Regions from separate parts of the Homo sapiens genome. Here region 2 is linked to region 1. The links are chromatin contacts, found by Hi-C in ENCODE. All regions are on one chromosome and are shown on one strand. Each heading gives the region's core, a stretch centred on a gene start or an enhancer-like site at or near the end of the contact. The rest is flanking DNA. Distances are from core to core; before and after follow the strand shown. Region 1 holds the start of LINC01530 (long intergenic non-protein coding RNA 1530). Region 2 holds the start of ZNF787 (zinc finger protein 787).

The links. Hi-C counts contacts between places; a loop is a spot of excess contacts on that map. Pooled maps may share reads with other maps.
Region 2: a loop to region 1 is called in a pooled map, with 28 times the contacts of the local background. The contact joins the promoter of ZNF787 here to the promoter of LINC01530 in region 1. A Hi-C loop is called at or near these places in 8 of 50 pooled maps.

The regions. Positions count from the first base shown.
Region 1 is chr19:51,592,327-51,595,916 of GRCh38, forward strand. It overlaps LINC01530 (long intergenic non-protein coding RNA 1530), which reads right to left and starts at 2,054. Exons shown (of 2, transcript NR_034159.1): 1 at 1,623-2,054; 2 at 1-725. It overlaps ZNF175 (zinc finger protein 175), which reads left to right. Exons shown (of 5, transcript NM_007147.4): 5 at 1-184. RefSeq lists enhancers at 498-1,133, 1,134-1,769, 1,770-2,405, 2,152-2,461, 2,672-2,721 and a silencer at 2,804-2,971.
Region 2 is chr19:56,119,686-56,123,275 of GRCh38, forward strand. ZNF787 (zinc finger protein 787) reads right to left here and starts at 1,610. Exons shown (of 3, transcript NM_001002836.4): 1 at 1,487-1,610. LOC124904772 (a long non-coding RNA gene) reads left to right here and starts at 1,925. Exons shown (of 2, transcript XR_007067348.1): 1 at 1,925-2,247. RefSeq lists enhancers at 655-949, 1,377-2,092 and silencers at 697-746, 827-1,146, 1,437-1,516, 1,527-1,646, 1,737-2,106.

The DNA of each region.
Region 1 (3,590 bases), core at 804-3,303:
ACAATGGGAATAATAATAGATCTCGCCTTGTGGCTCCTTTGCAGATTACATGCGTTAATTATGTAAAGTCAAGCATTAGAATGGTGGCTGTCCACCATGAGTACAACACAAATGCTCGTTCTTAATGATTCAACAAACATGGAATTTCATTAAATCTGAAATAAAGGTATTTTGAGAAATTGAATTCCGTTATCAAGTGTGAAGTCCTGATCCAGACTCACCTCGTGCACACTATTTACCACAAAGGTGGACTCCCTATTTTAAATGCATTCACTTAAAGAGACCTTTCCCTGTACTAATTAGTGTTTGTTAAGAAGGACCTTCTGGACATAGTTGAAAGAAAGAGAAAAGAAGCAGGTGTGGGGAGGAGGAGAAGGAGAAGGGAGGAAGGGAGGGAGGGGAAAGAAGATGGATGGACAGATGGAAGGAAGGAATTAGGGATGGCAGAAAGGAGATAAAATAAACTCTACTTTTAAAAGAAACCAGGTGGGGTGAGTGGGAGGGCTTCCCTGTGACCTTGGCCTCAGGGGCTCTTTCTGGCTTCCAGATAAGATACCCCTCAGCTTTGCACTGGGTCTCCTGAGGCTTGGAAGTTATGTCCACAGTGAGGTTGGTGTAGAGGGGCAGCCACTCTTTGGAGAGCAACCTGTAGCCCAGACAGTTGATGCCATCATCAGAGGATCCAGGGATCGGAGGATTGGCGGATCCGGGACAGAAGGCGAGGCCTGGAGGATGGGGAGGGGCAGCCATGTGAGCCTCAGGGAGGACCCAGAACCAACCACCCCACTTCCAACACTGATTCACCTCCAGGGCCTCTGCTTGTGGCCAGGATCTTCCCCCTCCAGCATATGGTAGCCTCTGAAAAGCAGGTGGGGCTGGGAGAGGAGCATCCCGCTTAGTTTCACCCTTCCAGAGACACAGGAAGGCATGGAGGCCAAACACCTGTCTCTGACAGGGTCCCCATGCCACAGCCCAGCCCTCCAGTCCAGGGTAGCCCATGTCCCCCTCAGCCCAGGGCGGCCCATACCTGCCTCATCATGTCAGGACCTGCAGCTCCTGCCTCCCACCTGGCAGTGATGTCATCCTCATCATCCCAACCCCACTACACGTTGGAGAAGCCATTTATCTTCAGGTAGTGAGTGGGGTGCAGGGCAAACACCCCTCCAAGGCACAAGCTAACGGCTTAATTGCTGTTGTTTCCCCATGTTCTGGCTTGCAGCACTTGTAACCTCTGGGCTCCTGCAGCCCTTAACATCTGATACCTTTACATTAAGATTTATCATCCTTATCTCTGGACCAGGCTGAATACACCTGTGTCCCGGTGCATCTGGCCAGCGGGTCAAAGGGCCTAGCACACAGATTAACAAATGAATGAGTTCCAGTTACCAAAGTTCAATCCTTGAGGTGGACAGAAGACGCCCAAGGCGTGTCTCCCATCACCCTTCACTCTCAATCCTCCTTATCAAGGGCCTCACGGGAATAGTGATAAGATCTCAGAATATACAGGAGGGAGCAGTTTCGGGAAGGGGGGCATTGGAAGGAAGTGGAGGGCTTGGATCTGGGGAGCAAGCGGGGAGAGTGCTCCGTTCCTTGGTTTTGGGATCTTGCCTTACGGGTCTCACCTGCCCTCCATCCTGGCTTCCACCTGGCAGGGTGTGTTTGTGTCAGAAAGACGATTGTGCGTAACTGTTCACCGCGTCCACGTCCCGAGAGTTGCGCACGCGTGGAGATCTGCAAAACGCTCCCTTTCAGCTCCGCGCATGCACAGAGACCCCACCCCGCAAGTCCTTGCCCTTCGGCCTGGGCAGGCGTCCACTCCCATGGCTGCAGGGCGCGCCGAAGAGCCCACTCTGCATCCCCGAGACGCGGCCCAATCCTAGGAATGTGCTTAGCGCAGGTGCTATCTTCCCTTTTCACATTCCCAATCTCTTTCTCCGCCCCCTCAAACTCTTGCCATACTCCCACAACAGCAGAAAATCTGAAAAAAAAGTCCATCCCATCTTTGCACTGACAGCAGTGCACAGCAGCTGGCAGAGAATTCTGGCACGGCTATTGTGCTTGCGCAGGCGCAGACGGGAAGCGGGCCGGACCGGCCTAGTACACTCTGGGAGGCGTGCGCAGAATGCGCAGCGCTGCCGCGAGGATCTCTGGGAACTGTAGGCCCAGTTTGTCCGAGAGCCGCAAGTGTTTCGGGACGACGCAACGCAGGGGCACCTGGGAGTCGTAGGCGGATGGGCCCAAAGCCTTCCGGGAGTCGTAGTCCTTCCGCCCGCTCCTCGTTTCTTTGGAGGTTGGCCCTTCCAGCTCCAGTTCTGCCCAGGTGAGCGCCCATCCCGCGGCCGGCCGGTCCTGGCCCTTTGTCGCGATGACGTGGCGGAGTTGAGGGTCTCTGTATTTCTCTCCCCCGCGTTCTGGTAGGCGTCCCTGGAAAGATGGCACCCTTTTCCGTGATCTCTCAATCCCTCTCTCCGGGTGGGAGTGCTCTAAGCAGCTGTTGTACCTGCTGACCCGCTTTGGATTCTGCGGCCCAGCCTGACACCTTCTCACTCTCGCCCTTCAACCTGGGTGCAGTGCGAGTGCACCCTCCTCTGTCCTGGTTACAACACAGAGTGGTCAGGGCTGGCCCAGGGGGTGCTCAGGAGGCTGTGGGAACACAGAGGAGGTGCTAGACCCAGCCCAGGGTTCAGGAAAGACCTTACAGAGCAAAGGACCTCAAATCTACCACATCCAAACGAAATCCCAGATTCCCTGTCCTAAACCTGCTCCTCTCACAATCTTTCTGCCTCCTCCCCACTAACTGTCCATCCAAGTGCTCAAGCCAAAATCTTGGAATGGTCGCCAGTGTTCTGTTTCTCTCATCCGCTTCCCTCCCGCAACCAAATCTTGTGTGAGTCTCATCGTCTCTATCTCCAGAAGAGGCCCAGAATCTAACCACTTCTCTCCACTTCCACTGTCTCCATTCTGCTCCGAGCTACCGTTACTCCTCACCTGCATCACTGCAGGGGCCTCCTCACTGTTCTGTTTCTTCCCTTGCCACACTCCACCCTCTATTCAGGCACAGTGCCAGGAAGCCTGTGGAAATATAAATCAGATCCTGTCACCAGTCACTACCCTGCCCCCCAGCTTAAAATCATCCAGTGGTTCCCATCTCAGAATAAAATCCAAGCTCCTTATCCTGCCAACCTCTAAGCTTCTGGTCCTTTCTGGTCGTCCTCAGTCACAACACACTTTCCAATGGGCTGAACACAGCCAGGCCCTGCCCTTCATGTCCTTTGCATTTGCTATTAACTCAATTTGGAGCATTCTTCCCACCCTGACCCAATATCTGTCTACTCATTTTGTTGGCCTCAGCTCAAAGGCCTCCAGCCACCCTAAAGAACCCCCTCCCTGTTCCCCCCCCCCCAGTCATACCACCAAAGATAATTCCCTCGTATTTGGAAAGCATCTTAGTCATTTACTTCCTTATCCATGGCCTGGTTCCTCCATTAGAACATCAGTGCCCTGACAGCTGCAACCTTTCCTATCTTGCTCACTGCTGTGTCCCAGTACCTAGAGCATGCTGGGTACATAGGCGGCACTCAGTGGGTATT
Region 2 (3,590 bases), core at 360-2,859, 4.5 Mb after region 1:
CAGTGCACCAGGGAGGGGCCAGGCCGGGTGCCCGGATGGATGGATAAGACATGAGATAAGCAAGCAGGAATCTGATCTGGATGTTCTCTGAGGCCGTGCGTGGCCGGAGGACCACAGGGACTGCGCAGAGGCAGGCAGGTGAATGTCAGCAGCGTTTAGCCAAAGAGGCTTACGGTCTTCAGAGGAGCTAAGCCAGGATCAACGCAACTGTGCTTCCCGGCGCTGGGGTCAATCGGATCCCCAGATGGGTTCTAAGCACTGCGCAACATGGGACCTGGGAGCAGGACACCGCAAAGAGCAGACCAAGCCATTCCTTCCCTAAAGCCCTGACCATCCCCCGGACTGGGCTGGGTCAAAATGCCTTCCCTGGCTCCCACAGCCCCCAGACCTCTCCATCAGGGGTCTGGTCACCTTGGATGGCGACTCTGTCGCCCGGGTCTCAGTCTCTGCCTTCCACCCAGACTCCAAGCCCTTGTTCATCTCCCTGCTCCCTGTCTCTAGTGCCCGGCACAGGGCCTGGCACTGGAAAAACTTCTGCCTCCACTCACTCCTGCCTTCTGTGTCTGTGGGTCACTTTTCTGTGCGACTCTGCAGGTCCCAGAGCACTCATCCACATGAATTGGGGTCAGCTCCCTGGACTGGGGGTCGGGGTGGGGTGTCAGGAGGGCGGGGCTCCACTCTGATCCACTCGGCACAGGGGAGGGAGGCCTCAGGAGTCGCCACCCGATCCAGTCCCCGCCTTCGCCCTGCCCCGTGGGCCACGCGGTGGCTGACCTTGGCCCAGTCACTTCCCCCGCTGGGGACGCGCTTCCTCCCCGCCTGCCGAGCAAGGACGAATGAATGGGCCTCCTGCCGGCCAGAATCCCCGTAATTACCCGCCTGATCAAAGGCCACGCGCAGCCCGCCCGGGGCAGCAACGGGACCCGGGCTGACTCGAAAAGGGGAAGGAAGGGCTGGGGGGGCCGAGGGCTGAGACCGTGCCCTCGGGGCCGCGGTATCCGGCCAGGCCAGCCCAACCGCGCGGCCCCTTCCCCCACCTGGGCCTCAACTTCCCCCCGAAGTCGCCACCACTTCCGGCCACGACCGGCGGAGTTGGAACTTCGGGGGGACGGACAGCGGCCCCACCCCCGACGGCCCGCAGCAGAGGGACCCCCACCGAGGCCCCCGCTCCTGCCCCCGCCACGCGCACGCGCGCGCCCTGGACCCGGACCCGCGCACGCGCACCCCCCCTCCAGCCCCGCTCGCCGCCCGCGGGCCGCCCGGGCGCGCGTCCCCTCCCACAGCTCTTCGGCGCGCACGCGCACTCCCCCCGCCCGCGTCACCCCGGCCGCGCGCCCACTCACGCCCCCCCAGCAGCGCGCACGCGCGCCCGCCGCCCAGTCGCGCTCGCCCTCCAGTCTCCCCACCCACCCCCAGCCCAAGCCCAGCTTCCCGAAGCGCGCGCCCACCTGGCCCCCAGCGCACGGCCCCCGCCCCCACCCCTCACCTCCTTGGTCCCGGGGCCGCCGCGCCGCACTCCTCCTCCTCTCTCCTGCCTCGCGGATGGTGGCAGCGGCGGCAGCGGCGACTCAGACCCTGGGGTCAGGGGGACGGGCGCCCAGGCCGGAAGTGACCTTCCCGGCCGCTTCCGCCCGCGCCGCTCCCCCCCTTCTCCCTACTCCCTGCCCCCCGGGCCGCCACCCTGTCCTCGCCGCTCTAGGAAGGCGAGCCCGCTATCCCGGCCACCGCCCCCAGCTCTGTGGTGCCCGGCGGGCGCCTGAGGGAGCCACTTCCGGAAGTGTCTAGGACGCAGGTCCTCCGTCCATGCTCTATGGCGCCCCGCGCCGAGGGGCTTCGGCCCCGCCCCCTTCCCGGACAGGAGGTGCGGGCTGGGCCCGTTAGGCGGAGACTTCCGGGTGTCTAGGGCGGTGCCCCCCCGACAACCCGGGCTCCTCGCGCCTGCGCGGCCGGGTCCCCGGGCCCGCCGTGAGGAGAGTGAAGTGGTGGAGAGGGACGCTCGTGCCACCCCGGGTCCTCCTACCGTCTCTATCATGGTAACCCCTTCTCTGCCGCTGCACCTCCCAGTGGCCCGAGTCCAGGTGCCTTAGTTACTGGACAGAGACCCCGGGTTCCTTAGTTACTGGACAGAGAGTGCTGCGCTTCAGGTGCCATGGCCTCAGTTTCCTCCTTTCTGAAGTGATGAAAATACATTGTGCGCCTCCAAGTGCTTCACACGCACTAGGTCCTAGTCCTAACTAGGGCCTCATGGTAGGTCCTATCCCTATGTTGCAGGTGAGGAGTCAAATCACCTACCAAAAGTCACACACCCGGAATGCCAGAGCCTCGGCCCGAACCCATGGAGTTTGGCTCTAAATTCGTGTATTTAACCCTTGACTGTACACACTGCCTCGTGTCATAGCCCTGAGAATCCACTACTTCCCCCGCGTTAGGTAGGCACCTAGTAAGGACGCACTGGGTGTTAGCTGTTACTGTTGGTATTCTTGCAAAAAACACATATTTTAAAATAATTGTCCAAACCATAGTGTCCTTGTAGGCTGGTCCTTCTGGTCCTTCCTCTGTTCTGTACTTGGCTGACTCTCACCTAAGTGGCAGATGACTTATCGCTTATAATTGTTATCATCCTCACTGGTAGTCAGAAAAGATAAGAAGCTATAATTCACTGGTGGAATAACACCTTTCTCAGCCTCAATTTCTCATCTGTGGAATGGGAAAAAATAAGATAACCTGCAAGGTAATATGTGTAAGAGCTGCTTAGTTCAATACCTGGCCCATAGTAAGTTCACAAAAATGATGGTGGTTATTATTACCTATTAGCAGTGTTACATATAAGTCTATTGTTGTGGCCACTGTATACCCTCAAAGCTCAGTGAGCATCAATCATAAGATGTATATTATTGATTTAATAACATCTTTCCATGGGGTGGGGTGAACAGTGCTGTGTTAACTGTGTGTGTCAATAGGAGGATATCTGTGTCCCTCCTTCAGAAATATCACAAAGGTAAATTTTTAAATATATCTTAGAACAGAAGGAAGTGTGGCCGGGTGCAGTGGCTGACACCTGTAAATCTCAACACTTTGGGAGGCAGAGGCAGACGTCAGGAGGTCAGGAATTCGAGACTACCCTGGCCAACATAGTGAAACCCCATATCTATTAAAAATACAAAAATTAGCTGGGCGTGGTGGCGGACACCTGTAATCCCAGCTACTCGGGAGGCTGAGGCAGGAGAATGGCTTGAACCTGGGAGGCAGAGGTTGCAGTGAGCTGAGATCGCACCACTGCACTCTTGCCTGGGCGATGGAATGGGACTCCGTCTCAAAAAAAAAAAAAAAAAAAAGAGAGTGAAGTGCTATCATAACAGCAATAGAAACAAATTATTAGGGTACAAACTCTACACGAGGAAACCTGTTTATAAGAAAAGTCATGTGCTTGTGCTCCTCTGAATCAGATCATTCAGTGGGTGTCCTGCAGTGACCTGGTTGTTGGGAGGGACAGCCTCCTCCCTCTCCAGCCCATTCCCCTTCTTCGCTGGTCAAATTGACAACGGCAAGATCGAGAACAGCTCATTGGCACACCAGATGGAAGCCAACAC